2 separate regions of the Homo sapiens genome follow, and region 1 is linked to region 2. Evidence: chromatin contacts called from ENCODE Hi-C or POLR2A ChIA-PET data. All regions are on one chromosome and are shown on one strand. The core of a region is the stretch at or near the end of the contact, and the rest is flanking DNA. Distances in the headings are between cores, read along the strand shown. Region 1 holds the start of PEX39 (peroxisomal biogenesis factor 39). Region 2 holds the start of ZNF318 (zinc finger protein 318).

Evidence for each region. Hi-C counts contacts between places; a loop is a spot of excess contacts on that map. ChIA-PET counts read pairs that join two places held with the same protein, here RNA polymerase II (POLR2A). Pooled maps may share reads with other maps.
Region 1: a pooled map shows a loop between it and region 2 (5-fold over the local background). The contact joins the promoter of PEX39 here to the promoter of ZNF318 in region 2. A Hi-C loop is called at or near these places in 8 of 50 pooled maps. POLR2A ChIA-PET finds 5 or more read pairs at or near these places in 6 of 52 experiments (BJ, CD4-positive, alpha-beta T cell, HCT116 and 3 more).

What each region holds. Positions count from the first base shown.
Region 1 is chr6:42,887,648-42,892,165 of GRCh38, reverse strand. PEX39 (peroxisomal biogenesis factor 39) reads left to right here and starts at 1,345. Exons shown (of 1, transcript NM_001008739.2): 1 at 1,345-1,901. The coding sequence starts at 1,378. The coding sequence ends at 1,683. It overlaps RPL7L1 (ribosomal protein L7 like 1), which reads right to left. Exons shown (of 6, transcript NM_001366481.3): 6 at 2,266-4,518. RefSeq lists enhancers at 894-943, 1,004-1,853.
Region 2 is chr6:43,367,627-43,371,965 of GRCh38, reverse strand. ZNF318 (zinc finger protein 318) reads left to right here and starts at 2,319. Exons shown (of 10, transcript NM_014345.3): 1 at 2,319-2,999. The coding sequence starts at 2,601. LOC124901227 (atherin-like) reads right to left here and starts at 2,602. Exons shown (of 2, transcript XM_047419609.1): 1 at 2,579-2,602; 2 at 625-2,543. The coding sequence starts at 2,602. The coding sequence ends at 1,845. RefSeq lists silencers at 2,066-2,165, 2,356-2,555, 2,646-2,835, 2,846-2,915.

The DNA.
Region 1 (4,518 bases), core at 96-2,595, 480 kb after region 2:
TGACCTGCCCACCTCAGCCTCCCAAAGTGCTGGGATTACAGGTGTGAGCCACCACGCCTGGCCATTAAGCTTTGATTCTTTGATTAAGGTGATGTTCACCAGATCAGTCTAGCTTTTGATACTTTTTTTTTTTTTTTTTGAGACAGAGTTTTGCTGTGTCACCGAGGGTAGAGTGCAGTGCTGCAATCTCAGCTCACTGCAACTTCTGCCTCCCAGGTTCAAGCGATTCTCCTGCCTCAGCCTCCTGAGTAGCTGGGATTACAGGTGCATGCCACCACACCCAGCTAATTTTTGTATTTTTAGTAGAGACGGGGGTTGCCCCATGTTGGTCAGGCTGGTCTCAAACTCCTGACCTTGAGATCCACCTGCCTCCACCTCCCAAAGTGCTGGGATTACAAGTGTGAGCCACCGTGCCCGGCCACTTTTGATAATTTAAAAACCTGACTTTCCGAGCAGTCAGAGCAGCTGTAGCACATCTGACCTGCTTTCACCTTCGATCTTCTCTGGGACCACCAAGAATTGAAGGATGGCAGGAAGTGTGAAGAAAGTGGTGAGGCTCTGGCTGGGTGCGGTGGCTCACACCTGTAATCCCCGCACTTTGGAAAGCTGAGGCGGGTGCATCACTTAAGGTCAGGAGTTCGAGACTAGCCTAGCCAACATGGTGAAACCCTGTTTCTACTAAAAATACAAAAATTAGCTGGGCTTGGTGGCATACACCAGCTACTAGGGAGGCTGAGGCACTAGGGACCCTGTGGATCGCTTGAACCAGGAGGCGGAGGTTGCAGTGCGCTGAGATCGCATCGCTGCACTCCGGCCTGGGCAACAGAGTGAGACTCCGTCTAAAACAACACAAAACAATAATAACAACTAAGAGAGTAGCGTGGCTTGGTGGCGGTGTCACTCCTGAGGCCTCTGGGAACAACTCTACAGTTATGCTTTGTCCCGTGCTGCGGAGCCTAGTATGGGGATTATCCCCCGCCATGCGTTGTATCTGAATCCTTGTACGCGCGCCCGGGGGTGTGCATGAAAATGGGCATGTGCGCGGTGCTTATGTATGTATGGGTCTTTTTGCCCGCAGCGGCGCGTCCGCAGGCTTGTTCTGTCCTGTGCTAGCCTTCAAGTTTTGGCACGTCCGTCCGTTTTTCTTCTTTGGCGCGTCCGTTGGGCACTCTGGGTTTGGCTAAATCGTGGACGCTTCTAAAGCGTTTCTGCAGGGAGCTGGTCAGAGTTGTCAAGTGCTCCCCCAGTTCTGGGCCGGCTTGGTACGGTCTACAGCCTCCCTTTCCTTTCCCCACCTCCCCCATGGTGGTTGCACCCATTCGGCCCGGAAGTGCTCGCTTCTCTGCATTACACGCCGGTCAGGATTCGCGACCCGACATGGAGCGTCCCCGCAGTCCCCAATGCTCGGCCCCGGCCTCTGCCTCAGCTTCGGTTACCCTGGCGCAGCTCCTGCAGCTGGTCCAGCAGGGCCAGGAACTCCCGGGCCTGGAGAAACGCCACATCGCGGCGATCCACGGCGAACCCACAGCGTCCCGGCTGCCGCGGAGGCCCAAGCCCTGGGAGGCCGCGGCTTTGGCTGAGTCCCTTCCCCCTCCGACCCTCAGGATAGGAACGGCCCCGGCGGAGCCTGGCTTGGTTGAGGCAGCGACTGCGCCTTCTTCATGGCATACAGTGGGCCCCTGAGGTTCCAGGTCCTTTGCGGCGGCGATCTGGAGGGCGTGGCTACAGGACCCGGGATGCCATTCAGTTACTCATCTTTTATGCTTTCGTCCTGACCTGTCTCAACTAGACTTGCTCCTGCAACCACCATGGGGGTTTTGCATTTACATTTGTGGACCATGTTACAGTTAAGAAAAATCCTGTTTCAGTCCTTATATGTAATAAAATGTTTTATGATGTAACTTGGCCCCAGAATGATTTTGAAGATACATTAAAGGAAAGCCCAAAGCATTTAAAAAAGCCAACCAAGAAAGACTAAAATCTTGGCTCTTGGAATCAGCTGGATCAGGCAAGGGGCTAGAGAATTAGAGCATTAGAAAGGCTCCCACAGCCACCCTGAAATCAGTCCTTTTATGTTAAGCAGGCCACCTGGCTCAGTGCCTACATACTCAACACTAGATTTTACTTTCTCTACAAAAGCTAGAATGTACCTGGTACGTGCTGACATGACCCTAACCCACAGACGATGTAACAGGTCTACCTTTTCTCAGAAAGGATTGTCTCACAACTTGTTCAACGAATTAGTTATGTCATGGTACATACATATAAGTGCGCAATTTTTGTAACATCTTTTATTTGTATACAATTATAAATTACAAACTTGTTTTATTAGGTTTTTTAAAATTTATTTTTCGTCAACTTAGTCCCTTTTATTTACCAGCAGTTTGCTCTGACAGAATAAATTACAAACTATTGTTTTGTTTAATCCCTTTAACCATCATGTCAGGCACACAGGTTGGAGAATATTAGCTCCCATTTTATGGACAGAGTGGAAACACTGTACCCATATTTAGTGTAAGACAGAGCTGGGATATAAGCCTTGGGCTTCCATAGTCACAACTGCTTTTTTGCATAACTTTGTAATACATCATTTTAAAGTAATCTGATTTCACAATGTTTTACAGTATAGGAGTAACATCTATAGCATCTCTTCTTGGCAGGTTACCTCTGGAGAGAACCAATCTAATTACCTCATACGCTGGCACTTTTTTTTTTTTTTTTTTTGAGACAGAGTTTTGCTTTTGTTGCCCAAGGTGGAGTGCAATGGTGTGATCTCGGCTCACTGCAACCTCTGCCTCCCTGGGTTCAAGCAATTCTCTTGCCTCAGCCTCCCAAGTAGCTGGGATTACAGGCATGCACCACCACATCCGGCTAATTTTGTATTTTCAGTAGGGACAGAATTTCTCCATGTTGGTCAGGCTGGTCTCGAACTCCTGACCTCAAGTGATCTGCCTGCCTCAGCCTCCTGAAGTGTTGAGATTACAGGTGTGAGCCACCGTGCCCAGCCTAAGCTGGCATGTTTTAAGGCAGTTACATCTCTAACTTGATTTACCAGCTATGCTTGAGGGTCCAAGGAGCCAAAATTGCAGCCAAACTGATCTTAAAGGACCAGGGAATAGAATGGTCAAGCATGTTTCCAAGTTTAACCTAGGCCTGGCACATCCTTGCCAATTGCTCAGATGGCAAGTGAGGGGCAACTAAGTGAAGAGAATAGCAGGAAGACCCACTTGGGGTGGACACTGATGAAAAACACAAGCAGTATCAGACTCACTGTTTTCAGGATTAAAATCCCCAGATGCCCTGTTATTGGTCTATGTCACTACCAGTAGGACAAAAGGCAATGCTTCTGAAGACTAGAATATGCAAGGAAAAAATTAAGGTGCCTGCCTGCCTGGGGCCTAACGAGCCAAACAGTGCTAATTTCATCCATGCCAAACAAAATTGTTCATTCCTTGCTGATTTGGGTTTTAAGGAACCATGCTGATCATCAGAGAAACCAGGCAATTCTATTCTGAAGCCCAGGGGAAGAAATGGTGGGGATTTCTGAGTTACAGATGGTGCAGGGGTTAACACTATCTGCCACTATGAAGGGAAAAATCTATCTTGGTAAACTTTGGTCTTCCATAGGACATGGAACCAGAGTAGCAAGATCAGGGCCTGCGTGACCGATCCTGATTGAGCAGGACTTCCTCACATAAGGTACACAAGAGCTGGGCGCAGTTGCTCATGCCTGTAATCCCAGCACTTTGGGAGGCCCAGGCTTGTGGATCACTTGAGGTCAGGAGTTTGAGACTAGCCTGGCCTACATGGTGAAACTCTGTCTCCATCTCTACTAAAAATACAAGAATTAGCTGGGTGTGGTGGTACATGCATGTAATCCCAGCTGATCAAGGGGCTGAGGCAGAATCACTTGAACCCAGGAGGTGGAGGCTGCAATGAGCTGAGATCATGCCACTGCGCTCCAGCCTGGGCAACAGGGTGAGACTGTCTCAAAGAGAAAAACAAAACCCATAAGATGCACAGGTATCTGAGAAGGGTCTAAACACCCTAGAACTGCAAGCAAAATTTTGAGTGTATACATGTTTTCCTGGCGAAGGGGTCCTCATTCTCAAATCCTGAGCTTTTAGGAAAAAGTACTAAGCCAGTTTCAGGTTACGATACAAAAGCCACCAGATACACTTAGAGCCAGTCAAGTTTGAGAATTCTCAAAGCCATCACTGAAAAGTTGGAACACATACTCACAGCAGAGACAAGTGAACATTTATTTTTATGCCTTTCTTCCTATGTGTATTTCAAGTCTTTTTCAAAACAAGGCCCCAGGACTCTCCAGATTCAATTATGTCCTTGGGCTTGGTCGACTGCTGCAGGAGTCTCAGGGAGCCTTCTACAAATGCTAGAGTGACTCATTTACCAACATTAAACCCTAGGATACATGCAACAAAGCAGGACTCCTTCCTCCATGGAATGTGCCGATTTCAGATGACACAGCACCCAATGCAGAAAACACTGGAATTTTTC
Region 2 (4,339 bases), core at 1,070-3,569:
GGGGAGTCATAGACAGTGAACCAGAGGAGGACCACTGCCAGCAAGAGAGTTCTAAAAAAGCCCACAAAGGTGCATAAGAGAGAAAAGCCAACATTTGTGATTCCTCCTTGTCCATAGGGAACCGATTTTGGAAGGTAACAGCATCCTGCACTAACCAGGAAAGTCTGTGTTCTTTCCCTTCAATCCCTTCTCCTCCTGGGAGGAGGGGGTCAGAAATAGCAGCTAGCCAGTGGGAGAGGAGGAGCAAACTTTGAGGAGCAAAGGCAGGGATGTGGAGAAACCTACCATACCACTTTTAATATAGCAAGCTTCAAGTCTGAAGCAGGTAAAAGCAGGGGTAGGGGAGAACCTTTAGCCTGAATAAAGTTTAAAGTTTTGTTCTGTACTATATATTTTCTACTGCAATATGACTACTGTCATGACTGAAAAATACTTGAAAAGTGAAAGGATCTGCAAGAGATTTCATGCAGGATACAGAACTATGCATAGAGCAAGTGTGAAGGGGAAGCAGAAGAGTTTTCTGATTATACACCGTGTCTCCCCCTGTCTTGAAACACCCCAGCTCCTTTGATAAAAATATTCAGTATTAGAAATGGGTTGAGGAGTAAAAGTTGATACAGAATATAACAAACATGATTTAAAATTTATTGACTCCAAGTATCTATACACACTGATTTACATTTTTTTCACATTTATTAAGTCCCACCAAAAGTATGGGTAACCAAAATCCATATATACTCTAATAAAGACAGGGCATACACCTCTGGCATATTTTTATTATTTTTTTCATTAAAATGTTATTGGTTTCTTATTTTATATAAATTATATAAAATGTGAAGCTGGGTAAAAGTAGTCAACTAGTAAAAATTTTATACATTTTTACTGAGTATATGCCATTATAAGAACGTATGGAAATGGATATATATATATATGGATGTATTTTTTGAGAGAGGGTCTCACTCTGTCACCCAGGCTGGAGTGCAGTGGCATGATCACAGCTCACCGCAGCCTCAACCTCCCGAGTAGCTGGGGTACAGGAACGTGCCACCACACTCGGCAAATTTTTTTTTTTTTTTTTTAGAAATGGAGGTCCTTCTACGTTGCCCAGGCTGGTCTCGAACTCTCAGGCTCAAGCAATCCTCCTGCCCCGGCCTCCCAAAATGGTGGGATTATAGGCGTGACCCTTTGCGCCTGGCCCACTTTTGTATTTAGGATGCAGGGCCCTGAGATTGGCATCTAGGAAAATTCTGGACTTAGGCCAGGGGAGGGGGCATGCCTGGATCTCTTACAAAAACTTGCCACGCCTCCAGTTGGTCATGATGTGGGCCCCTGGTAATGAAGGACCTCCACCATGACCACAAGTACTTTAGTCAGAAAACAGCTCGAAAACGTGTGAAGAGAGTCCACCAAACAGGCTTCGTGTGAGCAACAAGGCTGTTTATCTTACCTGGGTGCAGGCGGGTTGAGTCCGAAAAAGGAGTCAGCAGAGGGTGGTGGAATTATCATTAGTTCTTATAGGTTTGGGATAGGTGTACAAAGTACATTCTTAAGGGCGGGGGAGAATATTACAAAGCACCTACTTAAGGGCAAGGGGGAGAATATATCCTGTCAGTTAGGGTGGGGCAGGAACAAATCACAATGGTGGAATGTCATCAGTTAAGGCTATTTTCACTTCTTTTGTGGCTCTTCAGTTGCCTCAGGCCATCTGGATGTATACGTGCAGGTCATAGGGGATATGATGGCTTAGCTTGGGCTCAGAGGCCTGACAACGTCTATTTTGGGTTTGATTCTGGCCCACCACCTCCACCTCGTACTTTCCTATCCTCAATTTCAACCTCTAGAAATTAGGCAAACTGGAAAGTAAACTGATGCGGGTCGTGTTGCTTCAGCTGGGGACAGGATTTCGGTGGGCGCTCCTGCCGGGGTCCGTAACCTCCCACACAGCTAACGTTTACAGGCCCGTTTATATTATCACGAATGGTTTTCAACCATTTCGTGTCCATCCCTAAATTAAGAGGCTTGAGGGGCGGCACGAAAGAGCGAAGACACCTCCGCACGGTCTCCAAACCCCTAAGTCCAGAGGCCTGGAGCATCCCCGGAAAACCAGATCCCTCTCCAGAGAAGCCCTTCCTTCCGCTCCGCCCACCCCGCGCGGAGGCCACAGGGGTCACGTGGCGGCCGCGGGAGGGGGAAGTGGGCGGCTCTGCGGCCGCCATCTTGAGGATTCGGAGGCGGGGCGTGCAGAGCTCAGGGCGCGCGCTTCGCTTCCCCTCCCCTCGCCCAGCCTCGCGCCGGCGTCTGTGCTCCTCCCCACTTTTCTTGGTTCCTGCGGCCGCTCCCTGAGTGGAGGAGCGGGGAACCCCGGAGGCGGGGGGGGGTGTGTCGGACGCGTGCTCGCGCCCTCCAACCGCCAGCCGCGGGGGCGCGCTCGGCCGGGCCCCCGGGGCGACGCGGGGCCGAGGGGAGGGGGCTGCTCCCGCGGCTGAGGCGGCGCGCAGCGGCCGAGGTGGCGGCGGCTGCAGCTGCGGCGGCGCGCTCCGAGCCTGCGTCTAGGGCGCCCCCGGGTCAGAGCTGTCGCCGTGGCCGCCGCTGCAAGAACCATGTACCGCAGCAGCGCTCGCTCCTCCGTCTCTTCCCACCGGCCTAAAGACGACGGCGGGGGCGGCCCGCGCAGCGGCCGCAGCTCTGGCTCCTCCTCAGGCCCGGCTCGCCGCAGCTCACCGCCGCCTCCGCCCTCCGGCTCCTCGTCGCGGACCCCGGCTCGCCGACCCCGCTCGCCCTCAGGGCACCGCGGCCGCCGGGCCTCGCCGTCCCCGCCACGGGGTCGTCGCGTCTCCCCGTCCCCGCCTCGGGCCCGTCGCGGCTCCCCGTCGCCACCGCGGGGCCGACGACTCTTCCCGCCGGGCCCGGCCGGCTTCAGAGGCAGCAGCCGGGGGGAGTCCCGCGCCGACTATGCCCGGGACGGCCGCGGAGACCATCCAGGCGACAGCGGCAGCCGGGTAATCCCACCCCTCGTCCAGGACTCCCTCCATCCCCCAGTCCCCTCCCCCGGAATTCCCGTTTCCAGAAACGCCCGGGGCCTCCAGACCAGGGTCCTAAGCGCGAAGCCTCCGGCCAACTCCCTCGGGGATGCCGAGCCTGGAGGCTTCTGTCAGACCCGGGAGCGTTGACACAATAACGGACTCGGGAGCGCACGGGCGTCTCGTCGGGAGTGCGCGCTCCGTTCCTTAGGAATAGGCTGTTTCTCTCATGCCGGGTGAGGTGTGGAAAGTTTGCCAAGGCGAGGGGCATTTCGTCCAAACCGTGTGTCTTGGTACTTTTTGTAGAGTTGATGTGTCCTCGGGGTTCCGTACTTTTCATCCCCTTACACCTGAGCTGCCTTCCTGGATCTTAGGGGAAAAAGCCGAAATGTCCGTTTTTGTGGCGAGTTAGGGACGCTTGAACCCTACCAGGCTTTACGTCTAGAGTGTAAACTGTTAGCTTAAATGAATTGGAGCTGCTGCTTCGGAATGAAGTGTGCAGGACCACAGTCACTGCCATAGCCACTACCTCTTATCGAGTTCTATGTCAGGAATTATGCCTAGCCTTTCACTTTGCACATTATTTTAACCCTCACAAGTCTTTGAAGTGAGGCAGTTAATACTATTCCTTGTTGTACAGCCGAGGAACCAACCCAGAGAGGTTCAAGTAACTCGACTGAGGTGACACGGCTAAGTGGTGGAGCTGTGCTTCAACTCAGATCCGCCTGGTTCCCCAAATCCATGATTTGAACCTCTATGTTTCACTGCTAGAGGAACGGAGCATGAGTTTAAGTTTAGTTTTAGAAATAATGTTGACCTTTAACCATAACCACCACCCCAAGAGATCCTCTAGGTAGAGTCTGGTTTTTGGGAATTTGTTTTATTTTTAGTTCATCAATCTTTTTATTATTATTATTATTTGAGAAAGAGTCTCACTCTGTTCCCCAGGCTGGAGTGCAATGGCATGATCTCAGCTCACTGTAACCTCCGCCTCCGGGGTTCAATCAATCCTCCCGCCTCAGCCTCCCAAGTAGCTGGGATTATAGGCGCCTGCCATCATGCCCGGCCTCTTTTTTTAAACTTAGTAACAAAGTTCTGCTTTTTTGAGTGGCTCTCTAACATGTATGTAAGTACTGTGAGTACTTTGGTCATGGTTAAATTGATTTGTCACTATGTTAAGATTTCCAGTTGAGCAGTGCCAGTGTGGGTGGCAGTCACTACAGAGGAAGGAAGAACAGAATGCTTGTTTACACAACCTCCTTTTCTTCTCCAGTGCGCAATGTATTTGCTCCAGTCTTTTCTGTCTGAGTAAATAGCAT